Linked DNA regions of Homo sapiens: region 2 is linked to region 1. Evidence: chromatin contacts called from ENCODE POLR2A ChIA-PET data. All regions are on one chromosome and are shown on one strand. The core of a region is the stretch at or near the end of the contact, and the rest is flanking DNA. Distances in the headings are between cores, read along the strand shown. Region 1 holds the start of SPOCK2 (SPARC (osteonectin), cwcv and kazal like domains proteoglycan 2). Region 2 overlaps NUDT13 (nudix hydrolase 13).

Evidence for each region. ChIA-PET counts read pairs that join two places held with the same protein, here RNA polymerase II (POLR2A).
Region 2: POLR2A ChIA-PET joins it to region 1 with 16 read pairs in activated T-cell. The contact joins the enhancer-like site here to the promoter of SPOCK2 in region 1. POLR2A ChIA-PET finds 5 or more read pairs at or near these places in 2 of 52 experiments (T-cell and activated T-cell).

What each region holds. Positions count from the first base shown.
Region 1 is chr10:72,086,927-72,094,164 of GRCh38, forward strand. SPOCK2 (SPARC (osteonectin), cwcv and kazal like domains proteoglycan 2) reads right to left here and starts at 1,625. Exons shown (of 11, transcript NM_001244950.2): 1 at 1,214-1,625. The coding sequence starts at 1,402.
Region 2 is chr10:73,127,451-73,134,985 of GRCh38, forward strand. NUDT13 (nudix hydrolase 13) reads left to right here. Exons shown (of 9, transcript NM_015901.6): 9 at 3,253-4,373. The coding sequence ends at 3,453. ECD (ecdysoneless cell cycle regulator) reads right to left here. Exons shown (of 14, transcript NM_007265.3): 14 at 6,218-7,363. The coding sequence ends at 7,133. Among named protein-coding and RNA genes, the nearest start is that of SNORA11F, 5.0 kb to the left of the region's middle. Within about 2 kb of position 4,026, at least 3 of the 41 ENCODE cell types and tissues checked have a DNase peak (open chromatin) inside an H3K27ac peak, as active enhancers do.

The DNA of each region.
Region 1 (7,238 bases), core at 375-2,874:
TTAAGGAGAAAACGGGAGAGGTCATGGTGTGGCCTGCGTTGTACTGGGTGGGTCGGACGAGGGAACCTGGGGAAGGAGGAGTAAGGGCCAGGGTCCTAGAAGAGGTTTTCTGGGGTCAGGGCCGCGGTGAGCACCAGGTCGCCAGGAGCAGCCGGCGTCGCCTCTGGCGCATCCGGGCCCATCCCCCACAGCACCCCCAACGATCTCGGGGTCCAGCCACACCCTCCGCCCGCCCTGCCTCACCCCTGCTTCCCCAGCCCCCAACCCGGCCCGGCCGAGAGGAAGGAGCCAGCCCCGCCGGGCCGCCGCCTGCGACTTCCCCTCTGATCCACAGGTGCCGGTAAACAAAAGTGCCGCAGCTACCCCCCCGCCCCCACCCCGCGGAGTTCGGCCCAAGGTTACGCCGGGGTTCGGGCGGCGCCCGCCGGGGGCCCCCAAACCCAGCTTCTGGACTCTCCCCGGCTTCTCAAGCCCACCGGGCCGGGAGCCTTCCTCTGGCTCCGAGCTGCTCCCCTCGCTCCAGGCTGGATTCCCCCCTGAAATGTTGGTCCGGGAAAACCAGCCTGGGTCCTCGCGCGCCCTTCTGCACGGGGACCCCAGCCCACCCCCGTACGGACACGCCTTCCACCATCTCGCCTAGAAGGCTGCTGGGACCCCAGACCCAGAGCCCCGGTCACACTCCCGTCCCATGCTGTCCCCCTCCCGCAAAGCCCACGGTGGGAACAGAGGGCACCGCGCGAGCCGATGCCACCCTCACTGCCGGCCCCACCCAGACCTGCCGGTGCTGCAGTGCCCCGTATGTGCAGCCTGCAGCATCCCAGCGGCTGGGGCAGGCCCGGGGGCGGCTCGCACAACGCAGCTGGGGACCGGGTCGGGGTCCAGCGGCAGCCGGGGTCCGGGTCCCCCCGGCCCCGCACCCCTTCCCACTCCCGGCCCGCAGGGGAGACCCCGGAGCGCGCGACCCCGGAGCGTCGGGCAGGTGTGGAGCTGGGGGTCCCGGGGCTGGGGGGTCCCAGGGCCGCCGGCCCGGGCCGCAGGGACAGGGGAGGGGCGCTGGGCTGTGACCCCCAGTACTGTTTACTTTCCGTGTAATTAGCCGGCCAGGCTGCGGAGCCTCGGGCTGCGACGTGCGGCGGCCGCTCCCGCAGACCCCGGAGCTCAATCCCCGAACCCGCAACCCCGGGTCTCTGCCTTGGCAGCCCTGCGGACTCACGTCTCGGAAGCGGTTCCAGTGCTTGATCTTGCCGCTGTACTGCGAGATGGACGACAGCCATTGCTCGTCCTCCATGAAATTGCCGGGGGTCTCGCCCTCCTTGAGCCCCTTGGCGTCGCCTTCGGCCAGGGCTGCCGCGGCCAGGAGCAGCAGCGGCAGCACCAGCCGCCCGCAGCCCGGGGCGCGCATCGTGGTCTGGGTTCGACCTGGGGGGGTCTTGACTTCTGCAGTATTTTAATGTCCTTCCTCCCACCCCGCTGCTGGCGAAGCGCACGCGGCTGTCCTCAGCTCTCCTCCCGCGGTCTGCCTCCGGTGACTGGCGGAGAGTGGGTCGCGGCTGAAATGTGACCTGGTTAGGAGATGCACTTGTCTGAAAAAGCCCAGCACTGGACGCGGAGAGGGAGAGAGAATCAGAGAGGCTGCGCCAGCAGGGGCTGTAACTGTAGCATCAGCATCACGTTTGACATCATCATACCTGGTTTAAAAAAAAAAAAAAAAAAGGAGTGGGTAGATTTCAAAGCGAAGCGCTCCCTCGATGAGAGCGCCAAACGCCAGCCAGCCGCAGCGGGGCCCAGCCCCGCCTGGCACACAGGGAGTTGCAGACCAAGAAATCCAGAATCCCGAAATGTCCCTGAGCTCCCTCAAAGGATGGAGAGCAAGAAGGGCCCCAGGATCTCCCCGGGGAAGATGGGATGGGGGAGAGGGCACAAAACTCTCCGGTTACAAAGCCAGCCAGGCTCAGGTGTCGGAAAGGGAATTTGGCCAGACACTGTTTTTCTCCCCTTGCCTCCCACCCAGAGGGGCCTGCGCCACAGCCCTGACAGCTGGCTTCCTGCGAGTTATGGCTCTACCGTAATGGGTGGCTTCGTTAAGACAAAAGCCGTATAACAACTGGCTGCTCAGAACCATTGCTCCCCAGCGGCACCGCGTTGCGCAAGGCAAGGCCTGAGCACTGAGTGGCTGGTGAAACAGAGGCAGATGTCCTCCTCCCCAGGCAGCTGTTTAGGGGCTGTCACCCGTTTTGTCAGCTCTTCCCAGGACAACCCTAAAAGGCAAATGTCTGACCATTTCATCTGCCTTGGAGGCTGCAAATTTGGAAAAGGCATATTTGCTTATGGTTTTTTGACTTCAAGTTAGTTTGAATAAGCCACTGGGGAAGCCGGGGAGTGGGGGGCTGGGGTGGGGTGCTGGTTTTGTTTGAGGTGTTTCGGGTTTTGTTGAAACTGCGACCCTCCTTATTGGCTGTAGATTTAAATGTTGACATACCAGCGGGGAAGGCTGGAGGCTGGCCACAGTCCCAAGAGCACAGCAGAAATGGGGACAGGTTTACATTACAAATACATTAAAGAGGAAACATCATCTGATGGGACAAAACCTAGTGAACTTTTGGGACCCAAGCCCTAGATTGTGTTTTTATAAAAAGACTTAGCTGCTGTGATCTAAAAATAAAATAAAAATTTAAAATGCTTTAAAAAACATAATCTTAATCAGTAGGAAAAAACATAGCTTACAAGGTTCCTTGTCACCCTGAATCTGGCCTATCTGGGAACTCTGAATGCCTCAGTGGCTCAGGCCGGAGTCTCGTTGGGAAAACAGAAAACAATAGCTCCCTTTCCATGTTTTCTTGTTTCCTTTGCTGTTGGATTTAGTGGTGGTGCTGCAGTGAGGCCCTGGCCATTGACGTCTTCATCTCACAGTAATAAAGCATTCTTCCTGGGTGTGTCCTGGCGCTGTACAGTGAGAGAGCACGGCTTGCTGTCGTGGAGACTAGAGGACAGAATCCCACTTACTGGCTGGATTCTTGAGCAATTACCTATTTTCTATCTAAAACTAATGGTAATACCATCATTAAAACTGCTGTAAAGTGCAAGCAAAATTACATACTAAGTGGGCATAATGGGCATTTTTTTAAAAAGTTAGTCTTTCCTCTGGTTGGGAAGAGAAGGCTACGGTGTCCCATAGTTCTGAAGATTCATCAAAATTTGCCATCTTTTCCACCATCTCAATCCTACAATCCTAGTTTTTTGTTGTTTTTTTTTTTTTTGTTTCTGTTTTCGTTTTTAGCAAAGCTAGCTATATATCTCTAAGGCACTTAGGAGATAGGTACCAGATACCACAGCTCTCCCATTCCTGTGCTATCTTAGGGGCTTCCAGAGTTACCAAAGTTGCTGAATAAAGAGTTTGGAAAGGTGCTGTCAAGATGCCCATCAATATGACAATAGCTGTCTCCAGACTCTGAGGGTCAAAATGGCTCCCACAGTCCCAGGTAGCTTCTCCAGTGGGACTTGCCTTCTGTAGCACCTTCAAGCTGGGTCAATACTAGTCCTGTGTCGAAAGCTAATCAACAACATTCCAGTCCCATTAGTGAAGCCAATAGTAATGCTATTTAGGAAGAAGAACCCAAATTTCCAGATGACTGGTGTAAAACTTGTAGGAAATGGCCAATAGTTTTAGTTTACAAAGAAGAAAAAAAGGGCCAGGTGTGCTGACTCACACCTGTAATCCCAGCACTTTAGGAGGCCAAGAGGCAGGAGGATGGCTTGAGCCTAGGAGTTCCAGACCATCGTGGGCAACATAGCGAGACCCTATCTCTATACAAAATTTAAAAAATGAGCCACGTTGCACATGCCTGTGGTCCCAGCTACTCGGAGGCTGAGGTGAGAGGACTGCTTGAGCCTCGGAATTAAGGCTACACTGGGCTAGCATCGTGCCACTGCACTCCAGCTGGAGAAACAGAGCGAGACTCTTTCTCAAAAGAAAACAGAAAAGAAGAAAAAGAAAAGGTTTTTCAATTTTTTTTTTTTTTTTTTTTGAGATGGAGTCTCACTCTGTCGCCCAGGCTGGAGAGCAGTGGTGCGATCTCGGCTCATTGCAACCTCCGCCTCCCAAGTTTAAGGGATTCTCCTGCCTCAGCCTCCCGAGTACCTGGGATTACAGGTGCCCGTCCCCATGCTCAGCTAATTTTTGTATTTTTAGTAGAAATGGGGTTTCACCATGTTGGCCAAGCTGGTCTTGAACTCCTGGCTTCAGGTGATCCTCCCTCCTCAGCCTCCCAAAGTGCTGGGATTACAAGCATAAGCCACCACACCCAGCTTGGTTTTCCTCATGTTTGAAAGAATTACTGGCAGGTTAGCCTTTTCAAGACAATAGCCCCAAACATGAGGAGCTGCTGCTAGGTATATGTATTAAGTGGTACATATATTTTACACATTTTTCTGTTTGCACTTAATATTTAGCAATTCTAAAATGGAGAAGAGAAACCTTAGTTTCCTCATAAGAAACCCAAATTGAATACATCGAGTTTCGCTCTTGCCCAGGCTGGAGTGCAATGGCGCGATCTCAGCTTACTGCAACCTCTGCCTCCCAGGTTCAAAAGCAAATCTCCTGCCTCAGCCTCCCGAGTAGCTGGGATTACAGGAACGCACCAACACACCCGGCTAATTTTGTATTTTTAGTAGAGATGGGGTTTCTCCATGTTGGTCTGGCTGGTCTCAAACTGATCTCATGTGATCCATCCGCATTGGCCTCCCAAAGTGCTGGAATTACCAGCATGAGCCACCGTGCCTGGCCTGAATGTATCTTAAAATCCATTTAATTCCATTTCTAGATGACCCCACAAGCACAAAAAGATAAACACACAAAGATCCAGAATTGTTCATAATAGCCCATCCTGGAAACCAATTCAATGTCCATTAGCCAGGAACCACCTAATTAAAGGATAAAACATACCTGTAACAGACTATTGTGCAGACATTACAAATAATGATGTAGATCTGTATCTATTAAAGACCAATGTGATCCACTATGTATTGCTGGGTGAGAAAAGCTCGTTATATAAGATCATATATAATAGGATCCCATTTGGAAGTATAGTATAGTATAGCCATTCTCAAACTTTCTGGCGTCAGGAGCCCTTAACACTAAAAAATTATTGAGGACCCCAAAGAACTTTTGTTTCTGTGAGTTATATATATAGTGATATTTACTGTATTTGAAAATCAAATTAAGAATTTAAATTTATTTTAAAATAATAAATGTACCCATTTCATATTAACAGAATATTTTATGAAAAACAACCGTCTCTACCGCTCCCCCAAATTAGTAAGAGAGTGGCACTGTTTTACAGTTTTACAAATCTCTTTAGTGTCTGGTCAGAAGAAGACAGAGTCTGGCATAAGCTTCTGCATTACAGCACGTGTATCCATTGCTGGGGCTGCCGTAACAAAGTACCACAGACTGGGTGGCTTCAACAACAGACGATTATTTTCTCACAGTTCTGGAGGCTCAGAGTTCAAGATCAAACTGTTGGTGGGTCTGGTTTCTCCTGAGCCCTCTCTTCATGGCCTGCAGGGTGGCCGCCTTCTTGCTGTGTCTTCGTTTCCTCTGTGCACACACTAGTCTGGTGTCTCTGTGTGTCCAAATTCCCTCTTCTTATAAAGACACCAGACAGATTGCATTAGGGCCGACCCTAACAGCCTCACTTTAACCTAATCACCCCACTAAAAGCCCAATCCCCAAATAAACAGTCACATTCTGAGTTACTGGGAGTTAGAGCTTCAACATGTAGATTTTGGGTGGTCATGACTCAGCAGCAGGTATAAATGAAAATAGCCAGTAAGAGCACAGTAGAAGCACTGGCAGCAAACTGAGTTAATCTCTGAAAACACATATATTTATACCCTAAATCTATCAATTTACAATATTCTAGAAAACAAAAGTACACACACACACATTCTACTAATTATCAGAGTGATGTCACCATGTCACAGAGCCTCTGGAAAACTCCACTGAACACTCGTGAGAGAATGAGTTAAAAAGGCACATAGCACCTTAGCGTTCTTATGAAAACAGTTTGGACCTCCTCGTAGGCATCCCCTAAAAGGTTCCTGGGGACTCCTAGAAGTCCAAAGTCCACACTGTGAGAGCTGCTGGTACAATCTATATGACTTAAGGCAATTTTTTTTTTCCTTTTTTTTTTGAGACAGGGTTTCACTCACTGTCACCCAGGCTAGAGTGCAGTGATGTAATCATGGCTCACTACAGGCTTGCCCTCCTGGGCTCAATTGATCCCACCTCAGCCTCTGAAGTAGCTGGGACTACAGTCGCATGCCACTATGCCTGGCTAATTTTCTTTTGTGCTTTTATTTTGGTAGAGACAGTGTCTCACCATGTTGCCCAGTCTGGTCTTGAACTCCTGGGCTTAAGCAATCCTCTTGCCTCCCAAAGTGCTAGGATTACAGGTGTGAGCCACTGCCCCCAACTTTAAGGAAAATTTCTTAACCTTGTTAAGCCTCAGTTTGTAAAATGGGGACAATATTACCTACTTAAGTGGGCTATTGTAAAGATTGAATTAATGCACAAAAAAATAACAAATGTGAACACTCCACTAACATTAGCTATTATTTGTGAAAAATTTCTTAACTTCTCATATTTTATATATGTCTAAATGTATAGGGAGTAGTTACCTCTGGAAGCTAACATTTATTTTCATTTATTATTTATTTATTTATTTATTTATTTATTTATTTATTTTTGTAGAGATGGGGTCTTACTAGTTTGCCGATGCTGGTCTTGGACTCCCGGCCTCAAGCGAACCTCTGGTTTCAGCCTCCGATTTAAATTGAAGTATAACACACAGTGACAAAAGCACAAAGCATAAACTTGATTATTTTTCATAAAGTAAACTTGTCTTCATTTAAAAGGACATTTTACAAAAAAAAAAAGCTATTAATAAAAACCATAACGGCAGCCACTTTCATCACTTCTAGCAGCAAGAGCTTGAACATTCATGCTCCCTATGGTATCGAGATGGAAGCTGACAGGTGTTCCATTGACTCAACTCAATACACCTCTAGTGCCAGTGGGTTCCCTTGAGCTCCAGGACAGTGAGCTCCAGCACAGTACAAGGGCAAACAGGAACCAAATCTGAATTATTACGATGCTGGATTCTACTCAATGCCCAGTTTTGGAAACTCTAGAGCTTGCTTTAAAAATAATCATTGTAAGAAACATTTACAATGTGTCT
Region 2 (7,535 bases), core at 2,776-5,275, 1.0 Mb after region 1:
AGCAAATAATCTCCATTCTCCCTTGCATATATGTCAATCACGAGACAATTTATTTTATTTTATTTTTTTTGAGACGGAGTCTTACTCTGTCGCCCAGCCTGGAGTGCAGTGGCGCGATCTCGGCTCACTGCAACCTCCGCCTCCTGGGTTCAAGTGATTCTCCTGCTTCAGCAGAGAAGTATATACCCTTGAAATTATCAAACCGTCATCACTATCAATGCCATAAACTTATTCATCACTTACAAAAGTTTCCTCCCACCCCTTTTATTTTTCTCCCACCCCACTTTTTTTTTTTTTTAATTTTGTGGTAAGAGCACTTGATGTGAGATCTATTCTCTTAGCAAATTTTTATGTGTATAATATAGTATTATTAATTGTAGACCTTATGGTGTACAGATCTTCAAAACTTATTTTGCATGACTGAAACCTGGTACCCTTTGACCAGTGGCCACCCTCCCTTCAGCCCCTGGCATGCAACTTTTTCCATTTTCCCCTCCCTTCAGCCCCTGGCAACCACCATTCTACTCTCTGCTTCTGTAAGTTTGACTATTTTAGATTCCACATATAAGTGAGATCATGCAATATTTGTCTTTCTGTGTCTGGCTTATTTCACTTAGCATGTCCTTTGGGCCTATCTATCTTGTTGCAACTGCAGGATTTCCTTCCTTTTTAAGGCTGAATAATATTCTATTATAGTATATACCACATTTTCTTTATCCATTCATCCATTGTGAATACTGCAGTGAACATGGGAGTGCAGATATCTCTTCAAGATCTAGATTTCAATCCAGAAGTGGGATGCTAGATCAAAGGGTAATTCTATTTTTAATTTTTTGAGGAACCTCCATATTTTTTTCCATAGTAGGTGCACCAACTTACATTCCCCACAACAGTGTACATGGGTTCCCTTTTCTCTACATCCTTACCAATACTTGCTGTCCGTTGTACTTTTTTAATGGTAGCCATTAAAGAAGGTATGAGTTAATAGTAGCCATCAAAGAAGGTATGAGGTTTTCATTTGCATTTCCCTGATGATTAGTGATGTTGAGCACCTTTTCACATACCTGTTGGCCATTTGAATACCTTCTTTGGAGAAATGTCTATTCAGATTCTTTGCCCATTTTTAAATTGGCTTATTTATTTTTTGGTATTAAGTTGTAGAAGTTCCTTATATATTTTGGATATTAACTCCTTATAAGATAGAGGGTCTGCAAATATTTTCTCCCATTCTGCAGGTTGTCTCTTCACTCTGTTGATTGATTCCCTGACTCTGCAGAAGCTTTAGTTTGATAGAATCCCTACTTGTCTATCTTTGCTTTTCTTGCCTGTGCTTTGGTATCATATCTAAGAGACCACTGCCCAGTCTAATGTCTAGAAATTTATTCCTTTATGTTTTCTCCTAAGAATTTTATTGTTTCAGGTTTTATATTTAAGTCTTTAATCCATTTTAAGTTGGTTTTTGCATATGATGTAAGATAACGGTCCGATTTCATTCTTTTGCATGTGGATATCCAATTTTCCCAACACTGTTTATATAAGACAATTTACCTTTTATTGTCAGGAGTTAAGAGTGTCTTACATATAGTAGGCGCACAATCAGGCATCATTTAATGACTGACTGCAGGATTGGTCTTATTGCTCAAGTCAGTCAGGATGCTGGGAACTAAAAATATAAAACTATAGGTACTTGTAGTTGAAAGAAACTTAAGACGTTGTCTTTTTTTTTTTTTTTTTTTTTTGAGATGGAGTCTCATTCTTGTCGCCCAGGCTGGAGTGCAGTGGCACAATCTCAGCTCACTGCAACCTTCGCCTCCCAGGTTCAAGCAATTCTCCTGCCTCAGCCTCCCGAGTGGCTGGGATTACAGGTGCCTGCCAGCATGCCCGGCTAATTTTTGTATTTTTATTAGAGATGGGGGTTCCACCATGTTGGCCAGGCTGGTCTCGAACTCCTGACCTCAGGTGATCCTCCCACCTTGGCCTCCCAAAGTGTTGGGATTATGGGCATGAGCCACCATGCCCGGCTAGACATTGTTTTATCCAATCTCATCTTGCACTTCTCTAGCATCACTGACTGATGGTCTCTGCCTGCCAAAGTTTGCCTATTGTATGTTTTGGTTTTTATAGAATATCTAATCTATTTCAGCTTCCTTGGGATGAAGTTTGCATTACTTTGCTTCTTGCAAAGATGAGACTATGCTTTTGACTATCATTAACCCTTACCCTTTAAAAAAAAAAAAAAAAGAGTGGCTGGGCACAGTGGCTCACGCCTGTAATCTCAACACTTTGGGAGGCCGAGGCAGGTGGATCACCTGAGGTCAGGAGTTCAAAAACATCCTGTCCAACATGGTGAAACCCCGTCTCTACTAAAAATACAAAGAAATTAGCCAGGTGTGGTGGCGGGTGCCTGTAATCCCAGCTACTCGGGAGGCTGAGGCAGGAGAATCATTTGAACCTGGGAGGGGAGGTTGCAGTGAGCCAAGATCACACCATTGCCCTCTAGCCTGGGTAAAAAGAGCAAAACTCCATCTCAAAAAAAAAAAAAGTAATATTTGTATGTTCTTTTTTAATTGAAAAATTTATACAATCAATAGAGACACAAGGAAAAATAGGTATTATTCATAATTTATTCTCAATGTTAACCACTCTTAACATTTTAGTATTTGTACTTCCAGGATTTATTTAATGTATCTTATCTTTTTTTTTTTACTATGTTAGAAATATATTTAACTCGGCCGGGCACAGTGGCTCACACCTGTAATCCCAGCACTTTGGGGGGCCAAGGCGGGTGGATCACAAGATCAGGAGATCGAGACCATCCTGGCTGACACGGTGAAACCCTGTCTCTACTAAAAAATACAAAAAATTAGCCGGGCATGGTGGCGGGCGCCTGTAGTCCCAGCTACTCAGGAGGCTGAGGCAGGAGAATGGCGTGAACCTGGGAGGTGGAGCTTGCATTGAGCCAAGATAGCGCCACTGCACTCCAGCCTGGGCAACAGAGAGAGACTCCGTCTAAAAAAAAAAAAATATATATATATATACACACACACACACACACATATAAAACTCTCATTTCTTAATTATGCCTCTTTTGCTTCTGGGCAGTATCTAGAACTGACTTTCACCTAACCTGAAGATCCCAGGTATTATCTTCTAAGATTGCTTAGTTCTAGAATCATTTTCTGACCTTTGGCCATAGTATTCTAAATTTTGTAGCTCCTGACCTTACATCCTTTTCTTCCTTATGTCTTTCAGATCCAGGTGAACTTGAGAGAATTAGAGACAGCTGCCTGGTTCAGTCATGATGAGGTAGCCACAGCCCTGAAGAGAAAGGGCCCCTATACTCAGCAACAGAATGGGACTTTCCCATTCTGGCTGCCCCCTAAGTTAGCCATCTCCCACCAACTGATTAAGGAGTGGGTGGAAAAACAGACCTGTTCTTCCCTGCCTGCTTAGCCCGGATCAAGTCACTTAGATCGCTCCTTGGTATTCCTGAGGGACAAACTAGAGATCAGTTGACAAAGGAGAAGTGACAAAAGATAAGCTGCAGAAGGACCTCAGAAGGGCAGAGCAAAGGGTGAGCCTACAGTAAGACACTTCTATCAGCAGTGTTAATGGAAGAAATTCCTACCAATGGGCAATCAAAAAAGCCAGTGTGAGAAGAAAACTGATGAGCTGTCAACTGTCAAAAATCAGGGGGAAGGGGGAAGCATTAGTTTGGATGTAGGCCCTTGTTCAGTCATTTTCTCTAAGGCCTTGGAAGCAAACATCTTCTGGCATATGGCTTGTTAATGTTGTGTTTACACTAACTGCCAAAATGTGCCTGTTGTAAGTTTGGTTAAAACTTTTATCTTAGTATTGAAAATATATAGCAAGTTTTAAGTCATTACTGAGTTACTTGTTACCCTTACAGAATTAAGAAAAATAGCACAGTATGACATTTTAAAATTCATGTACAGGTGCATTCTAGTTACATGAACATGCTAGTTAAATAAAAGTCACAATTAAGTCATTATGACTCAGAGTACTTTATAATAAATCAGATGCCCTGAGGCTCTGTTGAGGAAGTAGAATCCCAATGGGACTCCAGACAGTAAATCTTTTTCGCTGTTTTCAGCTCTGTCACATGCTCAGTTTGTGACCCAGGGAAAAGACTATTGCTTTGCCATGCCTGTTTTCCTAAATAAAACAGTTGCTGGCATTTGCACATCCACAACGTGTTGATTAACAAAGGGATTGGTGGAGATAAACAGATGCCAAACCTGACCTATTTCTTAAACTTTATGGAATAAACTAAATTTAGGATTTCTCATCATTCATATATGATGCCATAAGGGAGAAGAGTTTATTTGGGGAAAATAAAAGAAATTTCCACACCTTTGTTCTGATGTCTTTTTCTGTCCTGTGAATTGAGAAAATTTTACAAGGTGAGAATTTGGGGGTAGGGGAAAGGATCCCTATTGGTGACAATTAAACATTTAAGTCCAGGTTTCAAGTCAGTGTAACAACTGAAGCAATGTGCAGGAGGAATGTTAGAGGTCTTGCTGAAAAGAGGAAATAATCATATCTTCAGAAGATTCTAGGGACTTATTTGTGATTAAAGACAAAAGCTCCAGAGACCCTAAGGTTATTTACATGTCAAAGTCCCATAGGACTAAGTCCCAAAGTCCCATAGCACTAAAGAGATTCTAAAACTAGAAAAGTTAAAGCACTGAATTTCCTTTTGATCTCAAAAGGTCATTGCTCTCTCCACTGCCAGCAAACCATCATTGCTTTGGGGAAATCAAAGTGCCTTCATCAGGAAATGTTGAGGGATAATATGTGATGGGACTTGATTGTCTTGTTAGATTGGCAGCTTGCCTTTACCTGGGCTGAACCCAGCATGCAGAAGGGAAAAGCACTCACAAAAGAGAGGTCCTGAGATTTCTTCATATCTTGCAGTTAGAAGAAAACAGTTCAGGGTCCATGTGTATTACCATCTCCCAATCTTTTCTATCTCTATGTGGGTGTGTTTGTGAGCGCATGTGTACACATCCCCAATCTGAAAATACTGATAGAAAGGGGAGTGTGCGGAATTCCTGGTTATGAGTTTCCCAAACTTACCATGGAGTAACTGTTTGTTTTTTGATTAATGTGTTTTTGGAAAAGAAAAGATGAGAGTGGCTAACAGCAGGAGCTGCAACATTGAACTTTGCTTCTCAGTAGTGAGTGGGAAAAGAGCTTTGCTGTAGAACCCCAAGGATATCTGAAAGCTGAGGCAGAAGAGAGCAGGCCTGGAATACTGAAAATGGCAGATAAATAAAAGAAACTTTGGTACAGGACCTACCTGACCTGAGAATATATACATGGGCAATAAATTATGAAGGTGCTAAGGATAAATAGAACCCATCTGGGTCCATGATGCAGAATAGAAAAACAGGTAAAATCTTGTGAGCCTGGCTGAAAGTCAGTCAGCCGTGGCAACCAGAATAAAAAAAAATTTCATTTATATTTTTGCCTATCACCCTTTCTCTACCCAATATTTAATCCTCAATGAAGATAAACCTAATGTACCACAAGTGCGATGGGGGGAAACCTTTTTCTCACAGTTGAGCTGGGACGGCATTCTGGCCCCATTTTTAACATGAGAAATGTAGCTTCAAAACAAACAATAAAAATATATTTAAAATAATTATTATTTAAAATGTTAAAATGTTGCACAATATCATCTGATGTGTTACTTTAGTCAATGTGTAACACTTATCCTCTTCCTTAGTTCATTTCAGTGAACACTAGGAAGACAAAGGATTGGAGTGGGATATGGTATATTTAGTTTTTATTTATTTATTTTTGAGACGGAGTTTCGCTCTTGTCGCTCAGGCTGGAGCGCAATGGCGCAATCTTGGCTCACTGCAACCTCCGGCTCCCGGGTTCAAGCTATTCTCCTGCCTCAGCCTCCCAAGTAGCTGGGATTATAGGCGCCCACCACCATGCCCGGCCATATTCAGTTTTTATTAGTTCGTGATAGTAAGTTCTCAGATGAGAACTCTACTACACCATTCTCCTAATTCCTCCCTTGGTCACTGGAGAGGGAACAGTATGAAACTATTTCCATTGTTTTTACTTGGATAGGGTAAGATATAGTAAAGGCATCTCTCTGCTGCATACAATAATAAAGAAGAATCCAGAGACCTAGATTATAAAAACATGGTCAGTATATGGAGCTGTCTGTAAAGAAGACTTTTTTTTTGCTTTTAATGGTGAATTTTATGATATATAGATAATACTTGATTTATTTTAGGAGGAATATGAGCATCATTTTAAGAAATAAACATTTCATCTTAGCAAAAGATATATCAGTTATATTAAATATCAAACCAATTAATTAATTAAAACAATTAAGTACAGTATCAGGTATGAAATATCCAAAATAGGCAAATCCATAGAGACAGAAAGTAGACTAGTGGTTTCTAGGGGCTGGGAGTAGAAGGGAATGAGAGACTATTAGTGAGTATGGGGTTTCTAATATTCTAGAATTAGATGGTAGGGATGGTTGCACAATTTTGTAAATATACTAAAAACCACTGAATTGTATAATTTAAAGGGTAAATTTTTTGGTATGTGACATATCAATATAGCTGTTATTTACAAGTAAATAAGTTCTATATCTTGCTTCAGGTACATACATACATGCAAAAATTCACTGACTGTACACTTAAGATTTGTGCACTTAACCATATGCATGTTATGCCTCATTAAAAAAATTGAAAAAGTGAATGAGTTTTCAAATCCAAATTTGTCAACTTGAAATTTTGATCTGAGGATGAATAGCAGTAAGGGAGAAATTTAAATATTTAGAATTACTCCAAGGGTATATTGTGGTAGGGTATGTCTTTAGCATGAAGTGTGTGAATTTCATCTCAAGGTTGTCTAGGGGCTAGATTCTACCCTGCCGAGTTCAAAACCTGTGTATAACCCACAGCTGAGATCACAAAGACTTGTGCCAAGAGGGCCACATTTGGGGCTCATGGAGAAGTCAATCTGTAAAACTTGTAATGAAGAAACATTTTTACTAAATGAGTAATCTAAACTAGAAATGAACAGAATCATATTCAATATTTATTTAAAAAGAAAAAAGAGAAGCTAAATGTGCTGGTTAATTTTTTGTTGGCTTACTTGTTGGTCTGTGATCGGTGTTGTCAGGCAGCTGCACTCCCATGCTTTGTAAAAGATTGGAAGCAGGTCCTGCCAGTCCAGCTTGGGAGCTATAGGATTCCAATATATTTGAAACCAGGTTCAGGTCTACATCTACTGGTGCCATAACAGATTCTCCCGTACCAGAATCTTCCTCATCTGAATTGTTATCGGTAGTCTGGGATACAGGTTCCTTATTCATAGAGGGAAAAGAAAATTATGGGCTAATGTATCATTAGGTTGCATGGTGGTTACAATAAAAAGATAACTAAGCCACAATGTAAATTTGCATTCCAAATTAAAAAGGAAACTTCTTATCCTTGGTGATATAAACTGAAAATGAAGTCTACAAGTTATATGGCCTA